2 separate regions of the Homo sapiens genome follow, and region 1 is linked to region 2. The links are chromatin contacts, found by Hi-C or POLR2A ChIA-PET in ENCODE. All regions are on one chromosome and are shown on one strand. The core of a region is the stretch at or near the end of the contact, and the rest is flanking DNA. Distances in the headings are between cores, read along the strand shown.

Region 1 (3,852 bases), core at 297-2,796, 2.7 Mb before region 2:
CGGTGGAAGCTGAGGCAGTTTTCATTGTCTTTTTTGTAACTTGGTTGCAGTACAACTACACTTAAACACATTTTCAATTAAATAGATACAGCAGATACCTACTCTACTTGATTCATTCTGCAAATACCTGTCGAGCAACCTACTTCATGTTGGTTACTGTCCTAGGTCCTAGGGATACCAAGACCTGGTCCTCTCGCCATGCTGTCTGGTGAGGTGAAAGAGCAACTAGCTCTTACTCAGAGGCTACTATGTGCCCTACTCTGATCTAAATATTCCAAACGTATTAACTCGTGTAATCCTCAAGAGAGGTTAAGTATTATTATCCCAATTTAGAAAAAGTAGAAAACTGAGGCTTTCAGAAGTTAAGAAACTTACCGAGTACCACACAGAGGATGTGATGCTTACAAAAAGACAAAGCAAGTTTTAACAAACGGAAGAAAAAGGTATCATGAGAATATCGGGGGTGCAATTAATTCTTACAGAGATTCCAAGAAGTGTTTCCGAACTAGGTTTGAAGGATGATCAGAAAGATGTCAAGCGCTAGGAAGGCAAAAGATGTAAAAAAAAAAAAAAAAAGAAGCCATAAAATGTAACGAAAAAAAGACACAGAGCATGAAAAGACATGATGTGCTCCAGAAACTGATAAATTCGGTACACTCTGAACACAAAACGCACTAAAATCTAATTTCTATTTCACTCCCACTCTACTGCCCTTTGGCTCACCAATGGCACTATCCACTACGTTTCTGGAAACAGAGACTATCCTAGGCCAGTTTTTCCTTTCTGGCTTCTATCTAGGCAAAGGCAGTGACAGAAAGAGACAGACCTTGGGATCTGTCGAGATGGCAGACAGGTTATGCCCTGATAACAGATAACCAGAGAGATGCGGGCATAAACGGGCTCTCTGAACCTGGCACTCAAACTGCTTCCCCTCTGCAAGGAAGTCAATGGAGACACAAAGTTGTGGCCACGGCAACTTCTTTATTTCTGAGTATGAGACAGAGTCGTGGTGCCTGGACTAAGAGTGGATGGTGCCCCGGGGGACCAACTCTGGCTGAGTTGGAACTCTGAGTTCTTCCCGGGGCCGGGGGGGGCGGGGGGGCGGGGTGGGAGGGGGCGTATTCAAGTCAACAAATGTTCACTCAGGGCCTAACAAGTGAGCTTGGAGCCGAGTAGCCAGGTGGTGACATCACGGTCCCTGTCCTACTGGCGCTCGCACAACACGGGGCCAGACACACGGAAAGGGCCCCAAGGGTCAGCCCCCGGGCTGCCCTCCACGCAGACCCCACAGGGTCTCCTCGTCGCCCCCCCGACCTCCGCGCGCGTGCGCACAAGCTGCTAGAGGGAGCGGCGGGCAGCGGACGGCGGGAAAAGGAGACTTACCTCGGTATTCCTCCATACGCCCCCCTTGATCATAATTCGAGGCATCTTGGCGGCAGGGTGTCTCGGCAAGCAGCCGAGAGGAGCTTCAGAGAAGTAGTAACAGCGATTGGGCCACCGGACTCAAAGCCGCCACTTCCTCCAAGCGCGACCTTCTGCTTTGAAGATCTGCGCAAGCGCAAGGTGGGAGGGGGCGCAGAATAGCAAGTCTCGCGAGATATTGGGTGGCTGAAAGGGAAAAAGTGTCTTGTGGAAGCTCAGCTGCAGGAAGACTAACACAAAACCATCAAACCACTCTGGCCAAAGCGCCTTACGCCCCGCGCATGTCCAAAACAGAATGGAAGAAACTACGGCTCTCGCGAGATAGCGGCGGTAGCGCTTGGCTGGGAACTTAGTGGTGGGATTGATCGTGACGTCACCGAGTGGCAGAGGGTGGGAACGTCACGCGTACGGAATTTCAGCACAGTTGCTCCGAAGAAGGCTTTGTTAATTTATTAATCTAGCCCTTTCAAGTATTTCAGTAATAGGAATTTATTCACAGAATACTCAGGAAAATCCAGTAGTTTATTTAAGGCTCAGTTTCCTAACCTGTAAAATAGAGATCATAGTAATGCCAACCTCACAGGATTGTCGTAAGGGCTAAATGAGATCATAGACCCAGCACAGTATCTGATCCATAATAACTGCTGCAAAACAATAGCAGCTATTACTGCAAGGAGGGCAACGCCAACTTCACCCCGTCCCCAGGTGATCCAGGCTTCTTCCAGAAACCTGCAGAAACGTCACGTCAGAGTTTTTAATTCATCGCCCAGTCTGGATTAATAATGCCATTGGTACGCACTGGTATTAGACAAAGTCGAGTTGGGTTGAAATATTGTGAAATCTTGGCTTTCTCATAAGTTTGGGTAATAACCTTACTGAATCTCAGTATCCTCATCTGAAAAGTGGAGCTAACAATACCCGCCTCGTAAATGAGGAGGCAGATTAACTGAAACATAACTAAAACCCAGTGAGGTAGGGATTGGCAAACTCTCTGCTACCCCACCCCAATTACTCATGCAGTCTCCTTCATCCTTCCAGAACATCTCTGGCTCCATCCCTGGAAAATATCAAAATATTTAGTGGGTTGGGAAATGCCCTATTTATAGTACTTAGTATTTATATAGTGCCTATCTCTTTATATTTCTTCATTTCTCCGTTTGCCTCTTCTGGAAGAGCTACAGAATTTTCTTTTTCCTTTTAGCTTTTATTTACACACATTCTGTGCAATTATGGTCAGCAAGAGGGCATTTTCCATGGCCACCCTGGTAGTGTTTGCCACTCAAAGGTTTATGCTGGCGGGCAGCCCGCCCTTGAGCTGTTTACCCACTGTGTGGTGTATAAGAAACCATTGGACCTGTGGCCAGTTAAACTCAAACAAAATGTTTTCATTTGGACCTCTCCTGTAATGGGGCGGTTTTTTTTTAATTTGTTATATTTAATTTTTGTGGGTACATAGTACACACATATTTATGGGGTACATGAGATATTTTGATACTGGCATACAACACATAATAATCACATCAGGGTAAATGGGGTATCCATCATCTCAAGTGTTTATCTTTTGTTTTACAAACAATCCAATTATAATCTTTTAGTTAATTTAAATGTACAATTAAATTATTTTTTACTATAGTCACCCTGTTGTGCTATCAAATACTAGGTCTTCGAGATTTTAACACTGGAGCATAGAGGAGGTCAGTCTCTACTGACTGCTGAACATCCAACACGTGACACCCAGGAGTTGTCTACCACCATGTTTTGGACTAAGGGAAAAAAGCAGGTAAAGAGAGAGATGTAAGTCCTGACCATGTCAGAGTACCTGGATCCAGCATGTTCCTGAGTCCCAGCTGCATTCCTGTCCTTGCATTCTGATTATTAGTTTCCTATTTGTGTTAGCCACTTGGAATTGGGTTTCTATTATTTGTAAGGAAGAGTCCTAACAATTCCAGAGATGGACCAATACTCTGTCAGAGGCCTTTCAGATCTCACATTCCAAGAGTTGATGAAGGCTTCTCCCTCCCACTCAGGGCCACCTCTTTACCATATGTTACTTTTGTGAGAACTAGAAAAAGGTGCCCCTTCCTCAAGACACTTTATGCCACATGCTGGAAAATTGTCACAAAATACTGGTGTTCTGAGAACAGGGCACTCTATTACAAGAAAATTGGATCTACCATCTCCACTATGTGAATTCCACCCCTAGAGACATGCATTGTACAACTTACTCATCCAGGTAAAACAGCCCTGTCAACTGTCCCTCATTTCACCTTTGAACATGCAGATTGTATATTCCCTTTCAGAATTCAGAAAAATGCAACATCATGGAAGTTCCAGGATGTCTGAAACCAGAGCACTGTAGCCACAAACATCAGAACACAAACACACTGTTCTCCAGGATGGCCTGCTTGGCCAGCCTCCCCCACCATACTA
Region 2 (3,624 bases), core at 305-2,804:
CTCTGCTCTGGTGGCTCAGTTGGCCTATGAGCCCTCAAGGCAGAGACCCTGGCTCCCTCAGCTCTGCACTTGTGCTCCCAGCCCAGGGCTCAGAGCTGAGCAGGGCCCAGCTCATGTGTGGACAAATGAATGAGTGCTGCCTTTCTTTGTTGAGCAGAACAACGGCTACTGCACCGTGGGAGTCGAGCCCACCTACCTGTCCTCCCAGAACGGCCAGCCCCTGTGGATCCTCGGGGATGTCTTCCTCAGGTCCTACTATTCCGTCTACGACTTGGGCAACAACAGAGTAGGCTTTGCCACTGCCGCCTAGACTTGCTGCCTCGACACGTGGGCTCCCCTCTTCCTCTTGACCCTGCACCCTCCTAGGGCATTGTATCTGTCTTTCCACTCTGGATTCAGCCTTCTTTTTCTGGACTCTGGACTTTCTCTAATAATAAATAGTTCTTCTTTATGTTGGTCATCCTGTTGTTTTTGGAAGGGAGTTTTCCCTGAGTGGCTACAAGGTTTCCTGGTGGGTCACTGTGATTCTAAGAGAAATGGGACCTAAGGCATGGCTTGGGATGGGCTCTGTAACCCTCAGAGCTTAAAGTTCATACTTTTCCCCTGGAAAGGGAAGACAGTGGTAGCGCCATCATGGGTGGGTGGGTGGCGGGCCGGGGGAGAGTGTTCCTACTTGAGTCACAGAGAAATCGAGCCTATTTGCTGGAACCAACTCAGCAAGGGATCTTGTCCCTTTGGACTTCATCCCTGTCCTCCTCAGGAGCCTCTTAGCAAAAGATCCAGAAACCAGGAGCAACATTGTATGTGGGGAAGGAGGAGAGAGAGGAAGAAAAGGAGGAGGGGAAGGAGAAGAAAAGCAGGGGAGGGGCTGGGGGAGGAGACAGGGAAAAAGGGGCGGGGAAGAGGAGAAAGTAGAGAATGATGCCTCCGCACCCTGTGAACTTCCAACAAGGGAAGGTGACATGAAAGGAGCTCAGACAATTTCTGTCCAGCAACATGACAGCAAGCTCAGGCTGGTGAGTGGGGCGTGAATGTAGAACCCATAATGGGGGCAGGCTGCCTTCTACTGTCATATTTTACCCTGTACTTCGCCAGGCTCACCCTGGCCTTGCCCCTTATGATCGGGGCAGGGATAAAAGTGCAAGATCCAGGTCCTGCACCCTACTCCTGAAGAGAAGCTGGAATTTGCCACAGGTGGAGTTTCTATGGCAACAGCACACCATCTGGGACCCTCTCTTTCTTAGACTGCCGAAGGACAGCAGGCTGCAGGTTCCTTTTAGGGGGTCGGACAGGCTACAGAATGTATCTTAGTGAGCCCTGGTTTGGGACTTTACTGAGAGGAGAAAGAAAACTTGCAAAGAGGTAGAAGTGGATCAGAGGTTCCAAGTCAAGAGCCTCTTTCCCTGTAAGCCTTAGTCCGCTGAGCGGGACTACAAATCCCGGCGTGCCTAGCGGGACTGCAGCGAGAACTACGCTTCCCAGTGGGCGCCGAGGCAGAGCGGCTGGGAGGCGGGGCGGGTGCTGCCCTCTGCCGGGCGCGGAGGGAAGTGTGCGTGGAGTGACAGCCGGAGCCCGGGCGCCGGGCGCGGGGCTCGGTGACAGCGGAGGCGGCGGCCCGGGCGGGACGCAGGGAGCGGCCGCGGCGCCGACGGCGGCGGGAAGGGCGGACGGGGCGGGCCTCCCTGGTGGCACGGGGCCGGAGCAGGCCGGGAGCAGGTGGCGGGCACAGCTTGCGGGCCAGGCACCCGAACTTGCGACAAGTTGCCGGAGCCGCGGGGCGCGGGCGGCGGACAGATTGACCTTCAGAGCGAGGTGAGCGGGACCGGGGAGCGAGAGGCACGAGGAGGGCCCGGGACCCCCGACCCAGGCTCCCTGGCCCCTATCCCGTGGGTCCCGGAGACAGGTGGGAGGGTGGGGGATGCCGGCAGGAGAGGGAAGCAGGACCGTGCGCGCCGCCACCCACCCGCAGTCCGTCCGCCCCCGGGCGCCCAGCGCGTGGCCCGAGCGGCGCTGCCCGCCGAGCCGGGAGCCCCCTCGGCCCCTCCCTTCAGGCGCGGGCCGGGGGCGGCTTCTCCGCGACCTTATGTAACCGGGCGGGAGGGGCCGGGCGGGCATGGGCCTTCCCGGCCCGGAGCTGGGAGTCGAAGGGGCGGGAGGCGTGATGGTGAACTCGCAAGAAGTTTGAGGGACGCGCGGGCCCCGCGCCCACTCCCCCTCCACCGGACACGGCTGGGGCCGGCGATGCCTGAGAGGGGGTCGGAGGTAGGGGAGGTGTGCGGGGGCTGAGTCTGGCCAGGCCAGCGGGGGGAGTGGGAGGGCCAGAGCGGCGCCACGCCCCGGGGGCTGGGCTGATGGGGGGGCGGGTGGAAGTACCATCTCTCCCTCCCTTCCCGTCCCTTCCTCCAGCTCGGTCTCTTGAAGAAGCCGCCCCTGGCCCCGTCCCCTCGAGTCCCTGGGCAGTCTCTTTCTCCCCGTGGGTTATTCTATGACCCTGGGGAACACCAACCCCGGAGCGCTCCCTCCGTGCGCCCCGTTGTCTGCCTCCCCCCGGGTTCCCAGCTGCCTGCCCGCCCCCCGAGTTTCCCCCTCCCCCCGTCTCGGTCCCGAATCCCGGAAAACACGCCCCCTTCCCCCCGATCCCCCGAGTCCGTGCCGCCCACCCCTGGGCTGTCCCGACCAGCTCTGGCCCAGCGCGTCCGCTCGCCTCCTGGAAGGGAGCGGGCAGATGCCAGCTCGGCCCCCTCCCCGCGCGGGGTTCCGGCTTCACGCACGGCTGCCCCGAGCTGCTCCGGGCTGCGCGAGCAGGTTCGCGCCGCAGCCGCCTGGCGCGCCCCAGCCCCGCGCCCCGGGTGAGGAAGGGAGGGAGCCCGGGGCGGGGCTTGTCTGCGCGAACCCCGCTGGGCCCAGGCCCCCGCCCTCCGCTCTCCGCCAGCCCCTGGCCGCTGCGCCTTCCCCCGAACCCCCCTCAGCTCCAGCCGTCGTTCTCTCGCCTGTCTGTTCTGGGGACGGTTCAGCGCGGAGCTTCTGCACTCAACTTGAGCGCAGTTTTTGGCTTAGAGCTCGCTGGGGAAGTGCAGGTTAATTACTGCCCAGCTCCCATCCTCTGCCCTCCCCCCATCCCGAGTGAGGGGCTGCTTCATCCCTCAGGGAAAGGGACAAGACGGATGCAGGCCCCCAGTGACACCTCTGGGGTGTGGCCTCAGGCCCCTGCACCCGCCCTGGCCGAGATTCCATTGGCCCAGACCTGGCACTGTTGGGCAGCTGGGGATGAGGTTGGAGGCTGGTCTCTGGTTTCCTTCTGGGTGGACAGATGCGGATGCGCTCGGTTAGAACGCAGTTCTTGGTGCCACGACTGGGAGACAGTCCTCAGGCCCTCCCCTCAGGGAGCTCACTGTCCGGGGAGGGACAGCCAGCAATAGTTCCTGGCCGGCCAGGAGAGGCAGAGGCAGAGGAAGGGAAGGGTCAGCTGCCTTGAGGTCCCTGCCTGCTAACCTGACGGTATGCTTTCACCATGCCGGTGACCCCAGCCCCAGGACCACGAGCAACTCGCCTGGCTCCCTTCTCTCCGTCTGCCTCCTGGCCGCGGGGCCCGGAGAGCTGGGAGCCAGAGGGTGTAAATGAAGG

What was found. A loop is a pair of places that touch in the nucleus more often than their neighbours do. ChIA-PET counts read pairs that join two places held with the same protein, here RNA polymerase II (POLR2A). Pooled maps may share reads with other maps.
Region 1: a map of CD4-positive, alpha-beta T cell shows a loop between it and region 2 (4-fold over the local background). The contact joins the promoter of CDC5L here to the promoter of TFEB in region 2. A Hi-C loop is called at or near these places in 1 of 168 maps with a recorded cell type or tissue (CD4-positive, alpha-beta T cell) and 6 of 50 pooled maps. POLR2A ChIA-PET finds 5 or more read pairs at or near these places in 1 of 52 experiments (activated CD4-positive, alpha-beta T cell).

The regions. Positions count from the first base shown.
Region 1 is chr6:44,385,400-44,389,251 of GRCh38, reverse strand. CDC5L (cell division cycle 5 like) reads right to left here and starts at 1,546. Exons shown (of 16, transcript NM_001253.4): 1 at 1,384-1,546. The coding sequence starts at 1,428. It overlaps LOC124901323 (a long non-coding RNA gene), which reads left to right and starts at 1,333. Exons shown (of 4, transcript XR_007059595.1): 1 at 1,333-2,213; 2 at 3,083-3,202; 3 at 3,723-3,852. RefSeq lists an enhancer at 1,465-1,664.
Region 2 is chr6:41,733,538-41,737,161 of GRCh38, reverse strand. It overlaps TFEB (transcription factor EB), which reads left to right and starts at 1,554. Exons shown (of 9, transcript NM_001271944.2): 1 at 1,554-1,812. It overlaps PGC (progastricsin), which reads left to right. Exons shown (of 9, transcript NM_002630.4): 9 at 158-451. The coding sequence ends at 310. It overlaps MIR10398 (microRNA 10398), which reads left to right and starts at 3,552; the gene lies at 3,552-3,608. RefSeq lists silencers at 1,396-1,865, 1,906-2,435, 2,566-3,005.